2 separate regions of the Homo sapiens genome follow, and region 2 is linked to region 1. The links are chromatin loops, found by intact Hi-C in ENCODE. Cell type or tissue: gastrocnemius medialis. All regions are shown on one strand. Links, peaks and the distances in the headings refer to the core of each region. The heading gives the core; the rest is flanking DNA.

Region 1 (5,373 bases), core at 131-5,130:
AGACATAGATCAATATTTACATATTTAAACTGAGAGTTCAGAATGGAGGCAGATAGCAGGGAGTGAGTAGATCATTTGACCTCAATTTGTTCTCATTCACTGATCCATAAAATATTTATTCACCACCTGAGTATGCCAGGCCTTCTGCTAATTTCTGGGGATCTACAATTGAATAGAAAATAATTCTTGATCTCCAGTCTAGTGGTGGCAACAGCAGTTTAAACAAAAGCTTAGAGCCATGTGCGGTATACTAGAAGTAGGAACTCATTAGTCTGACAGCATGAGTAGGAAAGTGCTTCATTCTGGAGAAGTCAGAGAAGGCTTCCTGGAGGAGGTGACATTTGCGATGACTCTTTGCAAATGAGTGTTGTGCACTTAAGGAAATTGGCTGTTCCTGGAAGGATGAAGACTAAGCTCTCGTACCTGGTGTATGGGTCCTCCACCTTCCTCACCAGCCTCATCTATGGCCAGCCCTTCGTCATAAACACAGACTTCTCATTACATCCTGCATGCATTATGCTATTTCCTGCCCTTGAAAATGCTGTTTCCTCTGTCTGGAACACAGTCTCTCTCCCCGCACACTATTTTTATTCCTTGAGGCTCAGCTCAGCGTCATCTCCTCGCCAGGATGAGCCTGGTGCCCATCTTTGAGCCCCATATCACCCTTCCCATAGATTAGCTCATTGTCACATTTCCATAACTCCCTGCAAACCATAACCCTTCTGAGGACAGTCTTAATCACCTTTGTTCTTGCTGGTGGGTGACATCCTGGGACCTGTCATATAATGAACAATGAATATACAACTGATGGCCCAAACTGAGCCTGTGCCAGAGAGGAAAAGAGGACTTTCAGAGCTTGGGAGGACCCAGGCACAGTGAGGGCACTGGGCAAGCAGTCGGTTGAGTAGGCCAGGCTGAATAAGCTGGAGTGAGAGCTCTGGGTCCCTCAGAAGGTGGCGTTAAGGAAACAGGCAGAGGCTGTTGGTTACCCCTGGGGCTGTGGAGGTTCAGACAGGGGTAGATGAAGGGCCTTGCATAGGATGCTCTTAAAGCTGGGCACTGGGAGACCTGGAAAATTCAGGCATCCCACTGAGTGACAACTTTGTGGACCACCTTGTGTATGCGTCACCAGGGATAGAGGCCCACACAGGATACCCTGGAAGCGGCGCGTTTGTCACAGGTTTGCAGGAGGCTTACCTGCTCCCTCCCTGAACACCTGGGCTGGCTCACCCCTCGGCCTGGCCACCAGAGTGGAGGGCTTTCTAAAACTGGACTGAGCTCCAAAGCAACAGCCCTGACTCTGGGGTGGGTGAAGTAGAAACTCAGCCTCCCTCTGTGTTCCCTCAGCTCCCCAGGAGCATTTATTTAGCCTGAGCTGTGCATAGACAGGCCTCCAGGCCCCCAGTTCTGAGCCGCTGAAAGGCCAGCCCTTAGCACAGTACCAGGGACCAGACAAATACTTGGGATGAATGAATGAATGAATTGATGGATGGATGGATGAATGAATGAATGAAGCCTACAGTGCAAGGCTGTCAGAAGAAGCCAAACAGTGGCCTCAGACTTTGGCTCGTGACCTTGACGTATTCCCGGGGTCTCCGCAACTCCTGTGGCACACTTGTAGGGCAGGCCTTCTTCGCCTCTTTCTTGTTCTTACCTGACCATTGGTTATCATGTCAGGAGGCCAAGAGACACCTGTCACCTTTCTCCAGATCAAGCCCTGTGTTAGGCTATTCTTGCATTGCCATCGAGAAGTACCTAAGGCTGGGTAATTTATAAAGAAAGAGGTGTATTTGGCTCACAGTTCTGCAGGCTGTACAAGCATGGTGCCAGCATCTTCTCGGGTTTGGGGAGGCCTCTGGGAGCTTTTACTCTTGGTGGAAGGCAAAGGGGGAGCAGGCATGTCACCTGGCAAGAGCAGGAGCAAGAGAGATCAGGGAGGTGCCACACACTTTTACACAAGCAGCTCTTGAGTGAACTACCAGAGCAAGAAACTCACTCATTCCCATGGGGAGAGCACCAAGCCGTTCATGAGGAACCCACCTCCACGATCTGAACACCTCCCGCCCAGCCCCACCTCCGACACTGGGGTCACATTTCAGCATGAGATTTGGAGGGGACAAACATCCAAACTAGGTCACACTCTAAACCCAGCTGTAGTCTGAGTGCGTAACTCTGGTTGCCTGCTTCCCCTCCCTGGGCACAAGACGAGGAGCCAGCTACATGAGCCTCTCAGCTGTCTCGGTGGAGAAATGGAGAGCTGACTGAGGCCAGGGAAGGGCGGGGTGACAGAGGAAGCTGTGCTCTGCTGGGCATCAGGAGAGGTGGGTTTGGGCACTGGCAGTGCCACTACTCCTGACCTTAGACAATCCATTAGCATCTCTGAGCCTCAACATACTTGTTGGTTAAATGGGGTTAATTATATCTGCCATGTTGGTCTCAAAGATTGTTGGGAAAAATTAAAGGATGTGGAAGTGTTTCACAAACTGTGCTGGTAGATGCCTGAAGTCGTTTTCCTGGGGTCCTCCTTCTTACCCGATTTGGAGAGGGTGAGCGTTGGGGATATGGCTGGATCCCCTCGCATCCCCCCACCGGGCTGCTCTGCTTTCCTGAGCCTCGGTTCTGAGCCAGAAGCGACCGTGGGGCTTCCCAAAAGCTGTGGAACAAACCAAAAGCAGCCTGGTCTCTTCCCCATCTCACCGTCTGTTTCTGAGACACCCTGTCTGCTGCCCCTCACGACAGGGCTGTGCTTGATAGAAGGTGAGCCTTAGGCCTGTGGGAGGATGACTCTCCTTCTCCACAAATGGTTGGCACATGGTTAGCCCTGGTTGGTTGTCCAGGGGTGGAGTCACCGGCCTGTCAACCAGCATCCTGCACCTGTCTGGCCTTCGGGGCCGTGTGAGCGGTTGGAGAGGGGACCAAGGAGCTGAAATGAGGGCTCCCATCCTGATTTTGGAGTGGCTTCTTTGGAGAGTCTGCTTTTGAAAGAGCAAAGGTGGCCGAGCCTAAGGCTGCAGACTTCTCTTTTTCTACCCTCTTTATCTCTGTTTTGACCCCTCCCTACCAGGCAATGACCACTACTACTACTAATAATAGCAATAGCAGCTGGCAGTTTTTGAATACTGTGCCTGGCACTGTGCTAAACACATTACATGTATTACTCTATTTAATCCTCTCTAGGGATATTAGTATCCCCATTTTACAGATGAGGCCATTGAGGCAGAGAGAGGTTAAGCAGCTTCCCACAGTTCTCCAGCTGGCAAGCAACAGAACCAAGATTTAAGCCCTGGCATTTTGGTTCCCAAGCCCAGGCTCTTAATCACCATTACATGAAAAGGAGGAAAGGTGTGTGCGTGCACAGAGAGAGAGAAAAAGAGAGACAGAGAGACAGAGAGAGACAGAAAGAGAGAGACAGAGACAGAAACAGAGAGAGACAGAGAAACAAAGAGACAGAGAGACAGAGAGAGAGTCGGGTGCAGGAGAGGGGAGGGAGGGAAAGTTGAAAATACCTGCTTCTGAAACTACGTACTGTTTATCCCAATAAACTCTCCCCAGATCCCAACAGGCAGGGCCCTGCATTTTTTCCTCTATAGGGAAACCTGAAAGCTAAGCTTCCAGACTCAGGAAAAGCTACTTGGAGCCAGAACACACTACTTGGCATGTTGCAGGCATTTAATATTTTTTAGATGACTCAGAGGATGGATGGACAAATGAATACACTTCTGGCCTAGGTGTCAGGAGAGGAGGTCTTAAGCTCTAGCGAGATTGCAGTGTGTGGCCCTGGGCAAGTCTTGTGCTCTATCCTCGTCCCCTCCTCCAGGAAATGAAAGTGCTGATAATAGATGCTTATCTCAGCCCCAGGCCAAAATGTGCTGTACAAGTTGAGAATGTGAGCTTGAAGGTGTCACTGGCTCTGCTAACTTCCAGGGCTCTGGGCTGGCTCTGGTTCAGGGAGCGCTGTTTGGAGCTCAGATCAGATGCTGCCAATCCACTGCTGGGACTGCCTAGGAAAGGACTCCAGGCAGTAGGGACAGAAGGACAGACAGAAACTATCTGGGCCCACCCTGGACACCTCAGGTGTTCGAGATCCTCCAGCCCATATGCCCCGGGGGCAACTAAAGCCAGGCTGTCCTTTGCCTTGGATAGGACTCTACCCAAAGACTCTTGGGTAGAGACAGGGCCTCCCAAGCAGGGTAGACTTCTTCTGCTTGCAAGAAAGAGTGTAGTATCTGATTTCACTTCCCACAGCTGGCAGCATCAAATCGATATTTTTCCGTGGTGCAGACAGAGTAAAGAGAGAATAAAGTGTTGAATTGTTTGGCATTATCAAGGATTTCAGCTCCCCAGGACTCCTGCATAAAGAGATGGAAATTTTAGCTGCCAGAGCCAAGAAACACACGCAAGTATATGAATTTGTTACATATTATCTTTCCTTCTTCCAAACAGCCCTGGAAATGTCAAAAGATCATCTATTGTTTCATTAAAAATAAAAAATAAAAAAGAACAGTTTGGGTTTGGTGGACTCAGCTTGGGCACAAGGCAGGTGGTGCCAGGCCAGTGGAGAGGAGACAGAAGTGATTTTCTAGGACAACCTTCCAGAGGCAAAGCCATCTTTCTAATTCTCCCTTTCTGGGTGTTGATTTTGCAGATGTAATTTAAGCCAGGGAAAGCGTGCTCTTATACATTTGCCCAGACTCAGTCATTTTGGCCAACATTTACTAGGCACCTACTGTGTGCAAAGTTCGGGGCATGGTCCCTCTGGAGATCCCAGTGTGTGTTAGCGAGAGCATCGCTGCAAGGAGTTCAGGGCCAGTGCTTGTCTGACTGGGGCTAAGAGTGGCCATGGCATCTCAGACGCAGTTCGCCAGCTGCCTGGAGAATCCTGAGTCCATGGAGGGGCTATGCTGCCTGGAGGAGGTCCAGAGAGGCCTCACAGAGAAGGGGACATCTGGGTGGGGCCTGGAAGGATGAGTGGACTCCCACAGAGGATGGGAGCTGCAGCATCGCAGGCAAAGAGAACAGAGCAGGTGATGTAAATTGAAAGGCCACATTCAGCCTGGACCTAGAAGTTGGGCCTGGAGAGGTGGAGAGGACAGGAGCTTCCTCTCCAGCCATGCACTGACCAGCCATGATCTGACCAGCCCCTGACAATCAAGTGAGTGACTGAGGCCACGTCTAGTCCACGATCTGCTATGCACACTCTCCTCTGATGCTGATGGGTGCAATTTCCCACCTTCGGGCTGCACACTACCCCTCACAGCCTTTAGCCGGCTGGCCCAGCTCACCTGCTGCTGGACTCACAGGCTTCTAGAGAGGAAGCCAGCCTCTGGCTGTCAGGAAGCTCTCGGCCACCCCCATGTACTGGTGGGGCCATGC
Region 2 (5,373 bases), core at 77-5,076, 71 kb before region 1:
TCTTCTTGCTCTGGTACAGCCGCTGGGTTGAATAGATGAGGAAGTTGAGGCCCAGAGAGTTAGGGCAATGTGCACAGAGTCATAACACTATGAGGACAAGGGCCGTCTCCTAGGTCCTGTCTACACCCTTTCCAACACGCCAAACCATTACTGACTGCTGCATCACATTAGGTGCCCAAATCCTCTCATCTCTTTCTCTTCCTCCTATTCCCCTCTTCTTTTAGATTTCCTGCTTATCGTTTTATTGCTGTGGATATACACCTAGATGGTACAACTAGGAGCGTAGATACTCTCCTACACTCCTAATTGGCCCCCTCTCCTACCCTCACCAGGTTTTTTTTTTTCCTTTTTTTTTTTAATCCTAAATCGTTGCTCATTTTTCCAGTGTCAGCCTTCTGGAGTTGCCTTCCCTGTTGCAGGCTGGCCCAGCTGTCCCATCCTCAGGAACACAGTCCCTCCTCCCTGGCAGCCTCTCCTCTGACTTCTCCCCGCTGGGGCTGGGAGGCTCTGGGTTCCTTGCTCTCTCTGTCAGGCCTTGGCTCCCTTATCCTCTCCTTGGACTGATGAGCTGCTCCTTCCCCTACTCCTAAAGATCTCAGGCTCTTTATTTTTTTATTATTCTTGATAGAAATTGGGAGATATTAGTGGTGGCATATATACGTATTTTTAAATTGTGGTAAAACATATATCACATAAAATTTGCCATCTTAAGCATTTTTAAGCACCCCTGATAGCTCTCAATGACACCCTGCGCTGGCTGTCCTGGAGTCACCTGGGGGAGGGAGGGAATGGGTTGCTAGATGGTGCATGTCAGTAATTTGCCTTGGTGTTTGATGACATTAAGTATATTCGCATTGTTGTGCAACCATCACTGCCATCCATCCACAGAACGCCTTTCCTCTTGCAAAACTGAAACTCCGTAGTCAGTAAGCAACAACTCCCCAGTCCCTCATCCTCCACCTCAGCCTCTGGAAACCACTAGTCTACTTTCTATCTCTGTGAGTTTGACACTCTCAGTACCTTGTACAGGTGGAACCATACAGTATTTGTCTTTTTGTGACTGGCTTATGTCACCTAGAATAGTATCCTCGAGGTTCATCCATGTTGTAGCATGTGTGAGAATTTCCTTCCTTCTTAAGGCTGAATCATATTCCATTGGATGTAGACGTATGCATGCCACATTGTGTCTGTCCACTCATCTGTTGATGGATACTGGGTTGCTCCCACTTTTGGCTGCTGTGAATAAAGCTGCTATGAACACAAGTGTACAAGTATCTGCTTCAGTCGCCACTTTTGCTTCCTTTGGGTTTATAGTATGTAAAAAGTGGAGGCATGTTTTTAAGGTGTCTTAATTATTTTCTGCTGTCCCTTAAGTCAATATTCATTTTCTTCATTAACGCCGTTTGAGCAACTACTGACCTCACTGGGTCTGTGGCACCTGCTGCAAAAGGCAGTTTCTCAGAGAGCCCCGGAGGAGCCACAGAGAACAGAAGAGACTTTCTACCAGCCTTGAAAGGCTCAGGAGGCCCCCTGCTGCCTCCACTGCTGGTCCTGGCTGGAGCAAGCCTGGGTTAGATGAGGGTTAGAACCCAGCTCAGCCGTGTATCAGTGGCATGGCATGACCTTGGGTAGTGTACTGCTCCTCTCCCCTCCTTTGCTTAAAAATCAGTTAAACAAAAAAGATACAATAGCCTTAACATTCTAGAGCAACTCAGTCCTGCACAACCTTCCACGATGACAGAAACGTGCTCCATCTGAGCCGTCCAGTATGACAGCCACTAGCTACATGTGCTGTTGAGCACTTGAAATGTGGTGAGTGAGAATGAGGACTGAATTTTACATTTCATTTCATTTTAATTAATTAGAATTCGAATTTTAAAAGTCACACGTGGCCCTTGGCTACCTTATTGCACCATGCAGCTATAGAGGATGAAAACGGGTGGCAGTCATGTAGTCCATAGAAGGAGCTCAGCAAGCCCAGTGTCTGGCACATAGTAAGCACTCAATAAATGTTTGCTATTATTAGGTCTTAGGTGTCTTGCTTTCTGGCCCACCACACCTGATGGCTCTCAATGACACCCCACACTGGCTGTCCCGGAGTCACCTGGGGGAGGGAGGGAAGGTGTTGCTGTATGGTCCATGTCAGTAATGAGCCTTGCACTGAATGTTTCTGGTCTGCTACTTTCCCTGGAGGGTCATGTGAGCCGGAGTGGTATGTGGCCTGCTTTGCAAGTGATTAACATGGTGTAAGCAATCTGCATAGAGAGAAAAAACCCTCGGTTGGTATTCCATTATTCTATTAGAGTTTCGGAGCCAGGATTAAGTGGACATGATTTCTTCCTATGGGCCATTAATTTTGTTTTATTGCTGGTCTGATGGCCATTACCCTTTTTTGCCAATGCATTCCCCCATTAGGTTTGTACAATTAACAAAATATGTGCTGTTAGGGCTTTGATAGGAGGAATGGGATGGAAATAAAAGGAGGGGGTGCAACCGCTACAGATTTGGGGGTGGGGAAAGTGTCCACAATGAAGGGAAGCCTTCAGCACCTGCCTTCTGGCCACTGGCATTCCTGGGAAACTGCAGTAAGACCTTTCCCCAGCTCTTTCCCGACTAGGAGTGGAGGAGTTGCCCAGGTGAGAGGGAGAGACACTTGGTGGGTCCATGTGGGAGCGGTGTTGGCATTTCCTGGCCCTCCTCCTCCAGCATGCAGCTGAGTACGGCACAGCTGAGAACATAATGCGACACCCCCACCACCCCCACACTATCACCTTGAACCCGATACTGCTCAGCAGGCAGCATGAGTCAGCCTCTAGGTGTCTGGCCCCGTGACGGGGGAGACTTCTGGGGCAACACCTGCCTTCTCTCTATGGGGCAAACAGGAGGACATGTGCCCAGTTAAAAGGAGGCGGCTGATACTCTACCTCATCCAATGATCGACATGTGGAAATGCAGAATTGGCATGTTTAGGTCATACAATTTCTGGAGAAAAGTTAGGAATCCAGATTTCTAAATGTGAAATTTTGCAAGGTTTAGATGTTGGCAGATATAAAAACACTGGACAGGCAAGAGTCAACCTTGGGGCTGGTAGTTGGCAACCTCTGCCAGTCAATAAGGAGTCGTGGAAGGGTACTAAAGGAGACATGGACAGATGAAAATTGTGTTTTAGGAAGATTCCCAGGGCAGGGTTGGTAGGGTGGATGCGCAAAAACAGTGTGAGGCTGGAGACAAGGAGAGTTGGGTTAATGACAATGGGATGGGTAGAAGAGCAGTGATGCTTCTGAGGGAGAATTAGTAAGTCTTGGGTCTTGGTGTTTTAGCACTACAGAGGATGTCCATGGGGCCAGGGGGGGCTTGCTTGTGAGCAGGCCCACCCTCATGCTCGAGGGTTTACCTCTGCTGAGACCAAGCCACTCTGTGAGCCCACACCACCCAGTGTATGTGAGTCTTCCCATCCCAGGCTTGGAGGGTAAATTGCTTGCTTCTGCCTGGTGTAGAAAGGTCATAAGTATGTCCACTTCTTCCTCCCATATGGGATAAATATTAAGGTTAACCCACCACTGCCAGCATTCCTAAGATAACTTCATATTCATACCTATACTGACAGGTCCAGGCCCAAGAGTCGAGGCTTGGCCTGGGCAGGGCCTGAGGGGTGTCACAGAGGAAGCCTTTCCAGGTCCTTTGCAACTGGGTGCCCAGCACTGCCTGTGGCACAGGGGGCTGAGGACTAGTGTGGAATTAGCATCCAGGCCCAGTGGGCTTTGAGGAAGGCCGTGCAGTACCCTCAGTGCTGGATGCATAAGAGTCTCAGAGGCAACAAGTTAGCACTAGGTAATTATATCTATTTAATTACATAACTATTGTGTCATTTAGAGCCTGCTGGTCAGGGGCCACAGTGCCTGACTGACAACCTCATGGAACAAGTGTAAGCAACTGCAAAACATTGTCAGGTGATGAGGGTGCACGGGTGGAACAGAGCAGGGACTCAGTGAGATATGGTGGGAGCTGCAGATACGCTGTTGGAGGGACGAGTGGTCCATCAGGTGTTTGCTCCTGGAATGGCCCATCTCAATCAGATTTTTCCACCAAAGTTTTGTTTCTCTTCTGGAAGGTTGGCTTATAGGCCTACAGAGGGCTTTGCAGAGGACAGGAGCATCCAGAGAGACTCTTAGTGTTCAAGAAGGAGTTGTCACAATTTGGTCCTCATCCCCAAAGTCTGGCTTGGGCAAGAATAGGAAAACTTGTCATGGGCAGTAGGATGAATGTAGAAGTCCTCAGTCTTCTGGATTTGCCTCTCTTTTTCCTATTCAGTTGCAGCCATTTTTTAATTAAGTTATTAATATGTCCTAGGCATTGCACAAATGAGATGGTACATGCACCATCTTATTTAAAGGTGCTACTGTTAGCACACTTTTAAAGATGAGAAAATTGAGGTTCATAGAAGCTAAGGTTAGGTAAATGATGGGCCCTGGCTTAAACCTGAAACTGTTTGACTCCAGCATCTTTACTCTTAACCTCAATGATACACCATGCTAGCAAGAGACTTAGTGCCCTCTCTGGAGGATTGGTTTGGGCAATCTCAGAGATTGTCAGATGGAGTTTTATTTTAAAGATCTGGTAGTTTAACTCTACTACTTTGCAGATGAGGAAACTGAGGCATACAGCGATTAAAGTTCCTTGTCCAAGATCAAACAGTAAGTTAATAACAGAGTCAGGGCATGAATCCATGTCTGGCTGACCCCCCGGTCTGGTGCTCTCTGTGTCAGACCTATGGCTTTGCTAAACCCCCAGCTAATCTTCCTCTTTACCTGGATATGTTTCATAGATGCCTGCACAGCTATCCTTGAGGATGCAGAGACAAGTTCTATCACGCTACCTCCTATGGGAAGCTTTCTTCTATCCCTCTCCCCGCCTCTTTTCCAAATAAGCATGACCATTCAACTCCCTCCTCATTTACCATTTCATAAATTCCCTCATATCTACAAATGTGAATCGCCAATCTCATTTATGATTCCATTTTATTTTCACGATGAATAAGACAAGCCTGAGTTCAAATTCTGGTTGCATTATTGCATGGCTGAAAGCCTTTGCCATGATTATTTGCCTGTGAGGATCACAGACAGCTGGCTTTGGAAGGCCCTAAAAACATCAGGCACATGGATGGTTCCCCAACAGGCATCCATGGGGTAGTGCCAGTCCAGGAAGACTTTTTCAGTGGTGCATATTGATGAGTGAAACATAAGTACAGTGTGTAGAGATTGCATGTGCTTACACACACAGGTGTGTGTGGGGGGTGTGTGTGTGTGTGTGGAGAGAGAGAGAAAATGATGCTCCGTTTCTCAAAGGATGGCTCTTTATTGTGAGATTTTTGCA

What was found. Hi-C counts contacts between places; a loop is a spot of excess contacts. Peaks named below come from ENCODE experiments on the same cell type or tissue, not always from the same donor. Only the 100,000 strongest peaks of a DNase experiment are listed, where the experiment ranks them.
Region 2: it touches region 1 in a loop (5-fold over the local background); 3 of 110 quality-filtered maps call a loop at or near these places.

What each region holds. Positions count from the first base shown.
Region 1 is chr11:125,297,206-125,302,578 of GRCh38, forward strand. The region is part of intron 2 of PKNOX2 (PBX/knotted 1 homeobox 2); the gene reads left to right. Among named protein-coding and RNA genes, the nearest start is that of PKNOX2-AS1, 33 kb to the left of the region's middle. In gastrocnemius medialis, for the core only: no CTCF peak of the experiment used is centred there; DNase peaks (open chromatin) are centred at 2,206, 2,823 and 3,826; H3K27ac peaks cover 3,633 bases.
Region 2 is chr11:125,226,431-125,231,803 of GRCh38, forward strand. All of the region lies in intron 1 of PKNOX2 (PBX/knotted 1 homeobox 2), which reads left to right. Among named protein-coding and RNA genes, the nearest start is that of PKNOX2-AS1, 38 kb to the right of the region's middle. RefSeq lists an enhancer at 2,206-3,200. In gastrocnemius medialis, for the core only: no CTCF peak of the experiment used is centred there; DNase peaks (open chromatin) are centred at 2,821 and 3,931; H3K27ac peaks cover 1,364 bases.